2 separate regions of the Homo sapiens genome follow, and region 1 is linked to region 2. Evidence: chromatin loops called from intact Hi-C (ENCODE). Cell type or tissue: prostate gland. All regions are shown on one strand. Links, peaks and the distances in the headings refer to the core of each region. The heading gives the core; the rest is flanking DNA. Region 1 has its middle 370 kb from the start of EPHA4. Region 2 overlaps EPHA4 (EPH receptor A4).

Evidence for each region. A loop is a pair of places that touch in the nucleus more often than their neighbours do. Peaks named below come from ENCODE experiments on the same cell type or tissue, not always from the same donor. Only the 100,000 strongest peaks of a DNase experiment are listed, where the experiment ranks them.
Region 1: it touches region 2 in a loop (3-fold over the local background); 1 of 110 quality-filtered maps calls a loop at or near these places.

The regions. Positions count from the first base shown.
Region 1 is chr2:221,201,713-221,209,231 of GRCh38, forward strand. No RefSeq gene overlaps it. Among named protein-coding and RNA genes, the nearest start is that of EPHA4, 370 kb to the right of the region's middle. In prostate gland, for the core only: no CTCF peak of the experiment used is centred there; no DNase peak of the experiment used is centred there.
Region 2 is chr2:221,429,191-221,431,690 of GRCh38, forward strand. EPHA4 (EPH receptor A4) reads right to left here. Exons shown (of 18, transcript NM_004438.5): 15 at 768-961. Among named protein-coding and RNA genes, the nearest start is that of EPHA4, 140 kb to the right of the region's middle. In prostate gland, for the core only: no CTCF peak of the experiment used is centred there; a DNase peak (open chromatin) is centred at 1,081.

The DNA of each region.
Region 1 (7,519 bases), core at 1,986-4,485, 230 kb before region 2:
CACCACCAGCCCTGGCTAATTTTTGTATTTTTAATAGAGATGGCATTTCACCATGTTGGCCAGACTGATCTCCAACTCCTGACCTCAAATAATCCACCCACCTTGGCCTCCCAAAGTGCCAGGATTATAGGCGTGAGCCATCATGCCTGGCCTGGCAAAGGAGTTATATTTGCAAGAAAGTGTTGTAATTACAGACAATAGAGTCTTATCTGTTTGTGTGTGTTTTTTTTTTAAAGCAAATGAAAACACAAAATAGAATAACTGAGAGTGAGATGGTGATAGATTTGGTGGACAGGAGGTCTTACGAGGTCAAAGGCATGAGCATGGGAGTCCATGGCTTAGGTGCATAGAAGATTAGATCATTAACCTTTGTATAAATTATCTCAACAGCTCCTCACCAGGCCAAAAGGGAATCATTATTGCCATTTTACAGATGAGGAAAATTAAGCTCAAAGAATTTCAATGTCTTGTATAAAATCACAGAGTACATAATAGTGGGAACCAGGACTAGAACCCATGTCTTTGAACTGCAAATCCTGGACTCTCAACAGAAGAATAAGGATAATTTTCTAAGAAGATATTTCATGTCATCTCCACTATTCATTTCGTTCATTACTCTCCAAAAGAATGCTTTCTCTGGGAGGATAAGGAAAAAGGGATGTTTGGATTAAAATGTTGAATGGCATAGCCGCAGAAGACTCAAATTGTATCTCTTTGTGACTATTCCCCATCCAACACGGGAAAATAAAATTTTCCGGAGACTTAAAAAGACAGTTTCAATGCATCATCAGAATGCGTCTAGGGTTCAATTTCAGATCCTACTTACGTATTAGCGGTACTGCAGAACAGAATTAGTATAGAGCTACCTATCAAAGTCCTTGATCACAAGGAACCATGCCTACCACATGACAGTGTGACTCTCAGTTTATGAGCCTAAGTTTAAAACTGCTTCTGTTCCTTAAGGTTACCAAGGATCCTCAAGAATGCACATGAGAGGCATCTGATCCAAAACACATGTTATTCTTGCCTGTTCAAAGAGACGGCAACCAGACTACACTTGAGTTTTCACTGAAGGAAAACAAGGTGTACTTCTATTTCATGCTTAGGGAAGTAAGAAAATTTCAAGAGAACAAGTTCATTTCATTCTTATGTAGATTGTGAATTTTGCCCACCTAGACAGATATTGGGAAGTAAATATCACAACAGGTAGAATACACAAAGCAGCAAGGCTTTACGATCCACTCAATGCTTTTGCTTTATGGATGCAGACATTTACTTATTTGTTCCCTGTCTTCTTTTGTAAATAATGTGAAGCACAAGAACCCCTGCTATCAATATGGGAAAATATAAATAAGGATGCAAAACCAGAACTAGAGAAAATGTACATATGAGTATAAAGATGAGTGAAAACAAAGAAAGTACAGATGTACAGGCTGAGGAGTTCTCCCTCAATGCGATCACTGATGTGTAAATGTGGCTTAAACTTCCTGGAGGTCACTGTATGAGGATGGGGAAGTCTACCAAATCAGGTTATTGGTTTAATAATGAATATTCATTATTTAAAACCAGGTTTTCACATCTCTGAACTGAGAGTTCTTCCCCTCAGGGTTATTTCTTTACTTCCTCATAATGAATGCAGGTGCAAGCCTTAGATCAGCCTGCACCTGGTCCCTGAACTGACCTCACCAGAGAGCCAGTGCCACCCGCAAAAGGAAACCCAGGATAGGGAAGAGCTGTTACTCAACAGCTGCCTTGAGAGGTGTTCTGTCTGATTAATCTATAATTACCTCTATTTTTGTTTTGTTGTTGTTATTAATGTTGTTAGTGGTTAGTTGGTTTTTATACCACCTTTTCCAATACCTGGATCTTCTGGTTTTCACATCATCTTCCTGACTTATATATGGCCCTGGAGTGTCCACTAAAACCCAGGATACAGCTGCACAAGTGTCCACTCCCCCTTCCATTGGTGTTCTGGTTCCTAATTCTTGGATAATGACCCTCATATAGTCCTGATGATAGTTCAAAGTCTTCTCTTCCAACCCATATGGCTGAAACTGAGTGGATTTCAAATATATCTTTAGACTGAATTTAAAACTCAGTGACAACCCTCCAAATAATAACTAACAAAAGAGCCTTGATGAATGAGCAAAATCATTAATGGAAATAGGTAAAACAAGATAAAAAGACCCAGGCAATGCCTATGTCTTTCTCTCTGCCTGAATCAAAGGCCATGCATTGTCAATGTGTTATTAAATGTATTGATCTCATTTGTGTTGTTTGTAACATGGCCCTAAAGCTTGTGGAACAGGTAGAAGACATTCGCAATCAAATCTGGCACAGTGCCCAGCAGAACATTTACTTCACAGATGCAATGTTACTGATGATGAAAACGTTAGAAGGGTGGAAATAATTTGGAAATCCTTCAGTGGAAAGCAACAAAGATAGCTATTAAACAGTTGAAAATGATCTACACTTAGGGGAAGGTTTGTAGAACTAGGCTATTTAGCCTACAGAAGAGGCAGTTAAGTGCAGCATGATAGTAAATCCATGCTTACATGGTACCACTTATAAAGATCATAAACAACTCTTCTCACCTTGATCCATTACAGAACAAGGGAGAAAGAACCTGAGTGGAAAATCAAGAATTTCAGCTCTATCTAAGCCATATGCATATATGCATGCAAGAGCTTCTTTTGAAAATCAGAGTTTTAATGACTAGATTTGGATTTTGTGGCAAAGAGATTGCAATTCATCTCCTGAAATAAAAAAAAAAATAGAACAGCAACCTCCTATCTCCCAACATCTCCATTTTACAATGAAAATCTTTATTGTTCATCAGCTGCAATATTCTTTCAGATTTTATATATTTTATATATAAATATATATATATTTCATATATATATATAATTTAATATCAGACACCTGGCTAGAAATCAACAGGCAGAGTGTATTTGATTTTGTGCCTGAAAACAGTTGTTTAAAGTGCTCAACTCCAGCACTTTACTCCAGGAACACCTTATAATAGTCATTTTCAGCAGTCTGTTTAAATCCCCTGGATTATCTATTTGAAGCCATAAATGTGCTAGCACCCAGCAACTGAACCTCCTGTGAACCCATGTTATTTTTTAAGGTTGTTATAGATGGATTTGGTTACTAATTTTTTATGGAGCAGGGACACACTGCCACATAATATAAACAATTTCTCCTTGTGCATAAATCACCCTTCCCCTGTGCGGTAGAGTAGCCCTTGGAACAGCTGGTATCTGAGGATGGCTGTTTACTTAAGACTTTGTTCTCAAGTCGATAAGAACTGTCAGACTAAGGAAGTATATATATATATATACTTCTCTTCATATATACATATATATATATATATATTTCATATATGGGGACATCCCAAACACAAAGCATAAAATCTTCATTATTTAGGCTTCATTTCAGTATTTGAGGATATAAACAGGTCCATTTGGTTGGATTTAGCTCTGCTCAATTAAAGCTGAATTTATGCCATACCATCAAGCATCGGTATTGACATTTGGTGGCATTCAAGATGTTATTTACACTCAGCATACTGAACGTCCGTGCAACTGTTTGCATTAGGTTCAAGCCTCAGGCTCTTTGTTTGCTGAGGTTCACCTAACGTAGTTTAGCCCCATAAAGATTCCTGAAAGAGGCTCTTTGAGCTAAAGCAACTCCATAGAAAGTCATGCATGTGCAGCGTAAAATTTATCAGCCATCTGTCAGGAAAATGTATCCATATGCTTCTTAGTGCATTTGTCAAATCAGACATCAGCTCAAGCCCTCATAATCATGTTGGAGAAAGAGCAATTCTCACCTCACCCCCCATCAAATCTGTTGACCTTAAATGGCTTCCTATTTTACTGTTTTCTCATGTATTACTAACATTTAATTTTCTTGATAATCCTCAGAAGTATCATTACTCCTAGTTTATAAGTAAGAAAATTGAAGCTGACAGAGATTGAGATTTGCCCCAAGGTTGCACAACCAGCAAATGGTAAAACTCATGAACTCTCAGCAAAGGGAACAATACACTCCCTATAGTTACCTGCTATTGGGGTGGGGGAAAATACACACACACACACACACACACACACACACACACACATACCCATCCACACATAGATACATGCATATGTTTTTTTTTTTTTTAAACAGAGTCTCGCTCTGTCACCCAGGCATGCTCCACAATGCCCGGCTAATTTTTGTGTTTTTAGTAGAGATTAGATCTCGCTATGTTGGCCAGTCTGGTCTCCCACTCCTAACTTTAAGTAATCAGCCCACCTCAGCCTCCCAAACTGCTGGGATTATAGGCATGAGCCACCATGCCCAGCCATGCATATGTTTTTATATATACATATATGTGTGGATGTGTGTGGGTACACAAACCATAAAGTTAGCAAATGTCCCTACCTCTTTGCTTGAATAGTTTAGAATTTAAAAAATATATATTCAATCAAAACACCAGGATTTAATTACTCCATACTTTGAAGTTCTTAAAAGGTCCAATGAATTGCAGATATTATTAGACTTAACTTTACGATAGGAGAGGACTTGCCCTGTGACTTACTTGGCACAAAAAAGAGGAGTCATTTTTCTCTACCTCAAAGTTTTCCATGTCATTGTCATATTCTAAATATTTAATGAGTTGAATTTTCTCATATTGCCCTCTGCTTTTACACAGCTCAGTTGCCAATCAGAGAAAACTAGAACTCTTCCTATTAGTCTCTTCTTTGGCTCCAGACACTAAAGGCTATTGCTCTAGAATACTAATATACTATCTGACAGTGATGAAACAATGGTTACCTATTAACATCTTAGCACAAGTAAAATTAAAAAGTAGCCAAACATATGACAAGATTTCAAGAGACTGCCACTTCAGGTAGGTAAGTTTTTGTGTGATAGCTGGAAAGGTCTACATAGAGCCAGTGAGTTTAAGCTTATTCCATGCTTGTCCAGAAGATGAGGAGTCAAAATCATTGCCAGACAATAAAATTGCATCAATAGCCATGAAGAGTCAAGAAGGTCCATCTAAATAGATGCGACTCAAACATGAATCCAGCGCATAAGGCGAAGAGCATTGAATCTAGATTTCTTCTACTGGTAAACTTGCTAAACATCAAAGTTTTATGATGTAATTTAAAAAAAATTAATCTGAACTACTACTCAAATTCATGTAATTAGTTACTTCCAGCTTCTTTACTTGTACAGTGTTAATTAATCCAGCCTGCCAGCATGATTCCTGGAAGGAACTCATATAATAACGATAGCAGGGCCAGATGCTAGTGCCTGACACATCCACAGATTCATGTGGACTAGAAAAATGTGAAGGCTGGGTGTGATGGGTCACACCTGTAATCCCAGCAATTTGGGAGGCTGAAGCGGGCAGATCTCTTGAGCTCAGGAGTTCAAGACCAGCCTGGGTAACATGGTGAAACCCTGTCTCTGCATGAAATAGAAACATTAGCCAAGCATGGTTGTGAATGCCCGTAGTCCCAGCCACTCAGGAGGCTGAGGTGGGAGTACTGTTTGAGCCCAGGAAGTGGAGGTTGCAGTGAGCTGAGATCGTACCACTGAACTCCAACCTGGATGACAGAGTGAGACTCTGTCAAAAAAAAAAAAAAAAAAAAAAGAAGAAGCAATAAAAAATATGTAATCTCCTCATCCCAAACCAAAATTCTTAGGTTCCCACGGTTTGAGTAGGATATTGGATATCAGGATCTAGAGTTGTACCACGCAATGCGACAGCCACTTGTCACATGGGGCTACTTAATGTAAATTTAAATTAAATTAAAAATCAACTCCTTAGTTTCGCTAGGCACCTTTCAAGTGCTCCCTAGCCACGTGGGGCTAGTGGCTACATTATTGGGCAGCACAGATATTGAACATTGTCTTCATCACAGAAAGTTCTATTAGACAGCACTGCCTTTAGAGAATAAAACATGATATTTCTCTAAAATTGGGCTTCAAGATGGATAGCTCAGGAGACAAATGGCAGCCTGAATAGGGACATAGAGGTCAAGTGTAGGATTGCTTAAGAATGCTGGCAGAGTGACTTCTGAAATTCACCAGGGGTAAGTAATGGCACACAAACCTCAAATATATATTCTCACTCAGCTTCACAGGGTGTTTAAGGAACCTGGCCTTGTTCTAGACCGGTCAATGACAGATTAGGTAGAAACTTGAACATCATGAGTAACAAATTGCTTTGCCTCTGTTAGCAGAGAATCAAATATCCCTCACATGAAAACATGACAAAGCTGTTTTAGCCTGTGTTTCTAGGAAACAGCGCTCCTCTTCATCTTCCAGATCCAGGAGGTTCCCAAACTCTCTGAAGTACTTGATGCTTCTCTCCTTTCTTTGAACCTCATGGCCCTGCCCTAGTACAGGTCCTTTTACAAGAGTCTCCTAACTGGTTACCTCCCATACCTCTCTCTCCAAAGCACTTTTCACCTTGCTTCTGGAGTTTCTTTCTTAAATATACATCTGATCATTTCCTTCTCCATTACAGGTGATTGTTAATTCTAGTATCCTAAATTTTCCAGATTTAGGGGTTCACTTTTAATGTCCAAATTAAATAGCAAACACACACACACATATAAGTCCTTATATAGCTTATTTATACAAGACAAATAAAGGCATAGGTGTATCTATATGTGAATGAATTCCTGGACATGAATAACCTACCTGCCACCTCTCACCCTAATCAGTCACTCTTGTGTCCTCTTTTCGTTTCCTTTGGGTATCTGGTCAGTGTTTCCATAGATTGGTGCCATCTCCAGCACCATCGGATAAAGTAAGAATGAGACTTTATTCTTCATTCTAAAGAAACTGCTAATCCAAAGCTACATAAAGTTTAGTACTTTATTCTTTTTTTCTGACAATCTGAGGATCACACAAGAAAGAAGTCATGCAGGAAGGGCAAATTTAAAGCTCCATATAAAATACTGTGCTCCTACAGTCCATAAACCCTACCTGATCCACAAACACCCCTACTGGCTATCTTTTCATTCAATACCTAATCTGAGGTCATGCTATATGGTTCTAATGCCCTCTCTGACTTAAGCGCCTGTTCCCTTGTTCTTCCCTGCCCAAGTCCTGGGAGCACGAGAACCTACCTCGTCCTTCTAAAAGTAAAAACTCAATTAGCATAACTTCCTACTCCAAAAAATATTTCTCTATCCTGCACAACTGTCTGACTTCTTGGGCCTGAATTTTACATCTTGGTTTTATATGAATAAAAATCCTAATAAAGGACTTTTCAAATATGAAGATATTCATTCCCCAAAGGACCAATTGTGAACATGAAAATTTTTCATAAAATAGTATCAAATCCATAGCATATGGGACAAACTCTACATAATATAGTTGAAGGAGAATTAAATGCCAAAAGATATTAGAAAACTAGCTGCATTTCTGTCATTATTGGATGTATAATCTTGGTCAAGTCTGGTAATCTCTCTGCATTTCTATTTTTCTCATCTACAAAATGAGAATATGA
Region 2 (2,500 bases), core at 1-2,500:
GATGAGACTACTGATATGTAGGTATCCTGAGTCTTATACCAGTAAAGTCCATTCTCCATGTAGAAAGTTCTCACTGAACTTGTAGGACTTATAGTATCTTTATGTTCTCTACAGACTGATATACTTCTTCATTTTGCTCATTCCAAGAAAATAACTACCTCTTTCAGGTGGTCCAATCATTTTGGTCTTTAAAATCCTTCCCAAACATTCATCTGCATGCTTTATAACTCAATCATTTCCTATCTTGGCCCTGTTTCCTCCTACTCTGAAAGACTCAGAAAAGGGAAACCAGAAGAACTGAAACCTAATGAATCTCTTTCTTACAATTAACACTTTATAAATCAACTTAAAATTGCCGTGCTTAAAGACCTGTTTTCTAATCTTTATTTCTTACTATTCCAGTGTTCCTGCCCCATTTCAAAATATAGCACCTACTGATCTGAACGTCTTCTAAAAGTACATTTCACCCCTCTTCCTAAATTTCAGGCCTGGCATCCTAAAATAGGCACTTCAGTTATTTCTTTCCTACTATTATTATTTTTTAAAGTTTTTTCCTTATAACTATTTGATGCCTGACAGGTATTAGTTATTCAAAATGCTGAATAGAACTACCTGAAATACTCTACTAATTGAGAAAGAAGCCACCCAGGTTGCAGAGAGCCATGAAGTGGCCTCTGATGAAAAGGCAGGAATTTAAGTGAGTCACCACTTGCCTGCCTCCTCTAATGTGTTCTTTCATACATCACTATTAAGTAAGCATGGCTGACCTGGAGCTCTCCGTCCCTGTCCTCTTCAAGCTGTTGGGGTTGCGGATGAGTTTGTCCAACATGTTGACAATCTGCCCAAATTTAGGCCTGTCGCTCCTCTCCTTCTGCCAGCAGTCTAGCATCAGCTGGTGGAGCGCAATGGGGCAGTCCATTGGAGGGGGTAACCGATAGCCTTCCTCAATGGCTTTAATCACCTATGGAAGACAACAGGATGGTATGTTAAGCTGCCAGGCAAGCTGCTGTTCAAGGTTCACCCTTCCGACTGGCATGTTTCTTGTGCATGAAGCTGCCAGCAAGCTGGAGCCTGGGAACAGCTCCAACTCCTTCACATGAGCCAAAGCTAGACCTGAGTATCACTGGCAACAGGAGAGGGAAGCCAGCTGTTGCACTGAGGTGTACTCTAAAGGGAAGATGCATCAATGTTCTCAAGTGGCTAGAGCCCAGTCAAATCCACAATGTGGTGTCAGTTTTGGTGACGGCCCTCAGAGATCATGTGGCCCTGCCCCCTGCCCCCTGCCTCCAGTCCCCTGCCCCGCTCCATTCTGCTATTAGCACACCTAAACACTCTTCGCAAAAGAGACTCTGACTTAGTGCCAAAGACCTCCCTTGGGAAGCAATTAATAGCTGTCTCCAAAATGGAATTTTCTTTGCCTCCTTTTAAGGCCCTGTCCTCTTACATAGACAGCCAGTGTGTCAACACCAGAGTCCAAGTCCAGACGCCCAGCCATTTTTTCTTTTGGATTACTCTACCCCTAGACACCAACTCTGAATTTCTTTCTTGGTCTCAGTTGGCTGTCAGTCGACCCTGTTAAAGGTGTTAGTAAGTAGATTTTTTTTAAAAAAGTAAAAAACAATTAAAAAAATTCCTTCTTTTGGGGCATTTACATTTTAAAGGAGACCCTCGCACATCTAAAGAAGGAAGTTATAATGGTACATGATAATTGTCTTATTGGCCAAGACCATCCAGAGTGCCCAGAGTGGTCTCCTTGCCTAGTAAGTCATAAATAACTCATTCAACAGTCTCTTTGCTAATTCTAATTTTTCTAATCTGTCTTCACAGGCATTAAATTATTTTCTTATAGCCTTTTCTCTAACATCCTCCCCCTGCTTTGGGGTATAAATTCCAAGAAAATAATATGGTAGGACATGCCAAATTTATAGAGGAGAACTACTTCACAGTTTTTTGGCTACTCATTACCTTTGTTTATGGATATCCTCTGAGATTCTGGAGGTGCTTTTATTTGTTTGGGAGTCTAAAAGTTTTATTTGCTTTAAATCACTCCATTTATTTTTCTTTCTATCAACATGATAGCTGCCAGAGAAATAAGCAGTGGTTGAGCCATCCCAATGACTTCACTGGACTCACCCTGTGGTGGGTCTATTGACTGCTCAGAAATTGGCCTTCGAAAGAAAAGAGTCTGTTGGGTCCAGGGTCCATGGATTAGTATGACTGTGATCTTTTTAATAAGAGCACCGTTTCAGTTTAACAAATCATCTTGTGATTTATTAAGCCCTCTGATCCTTTTTCTCCTATGTATTTTGCCAATATCATGTATCAGTATCACCTACTTTTCTTTGTAAAGCAGACTTCTCTATGCTGTCTTATTGAACCTTATTCTATTTGTTTCTAGCAATTACACTACGTCAGTTTGATCACCTGGGTTTCTTTTATCTTCCCAGGTGCATCGTGTTGACTCTAGACTTGATGAGAACATTTTGCACTGAATTGAGGA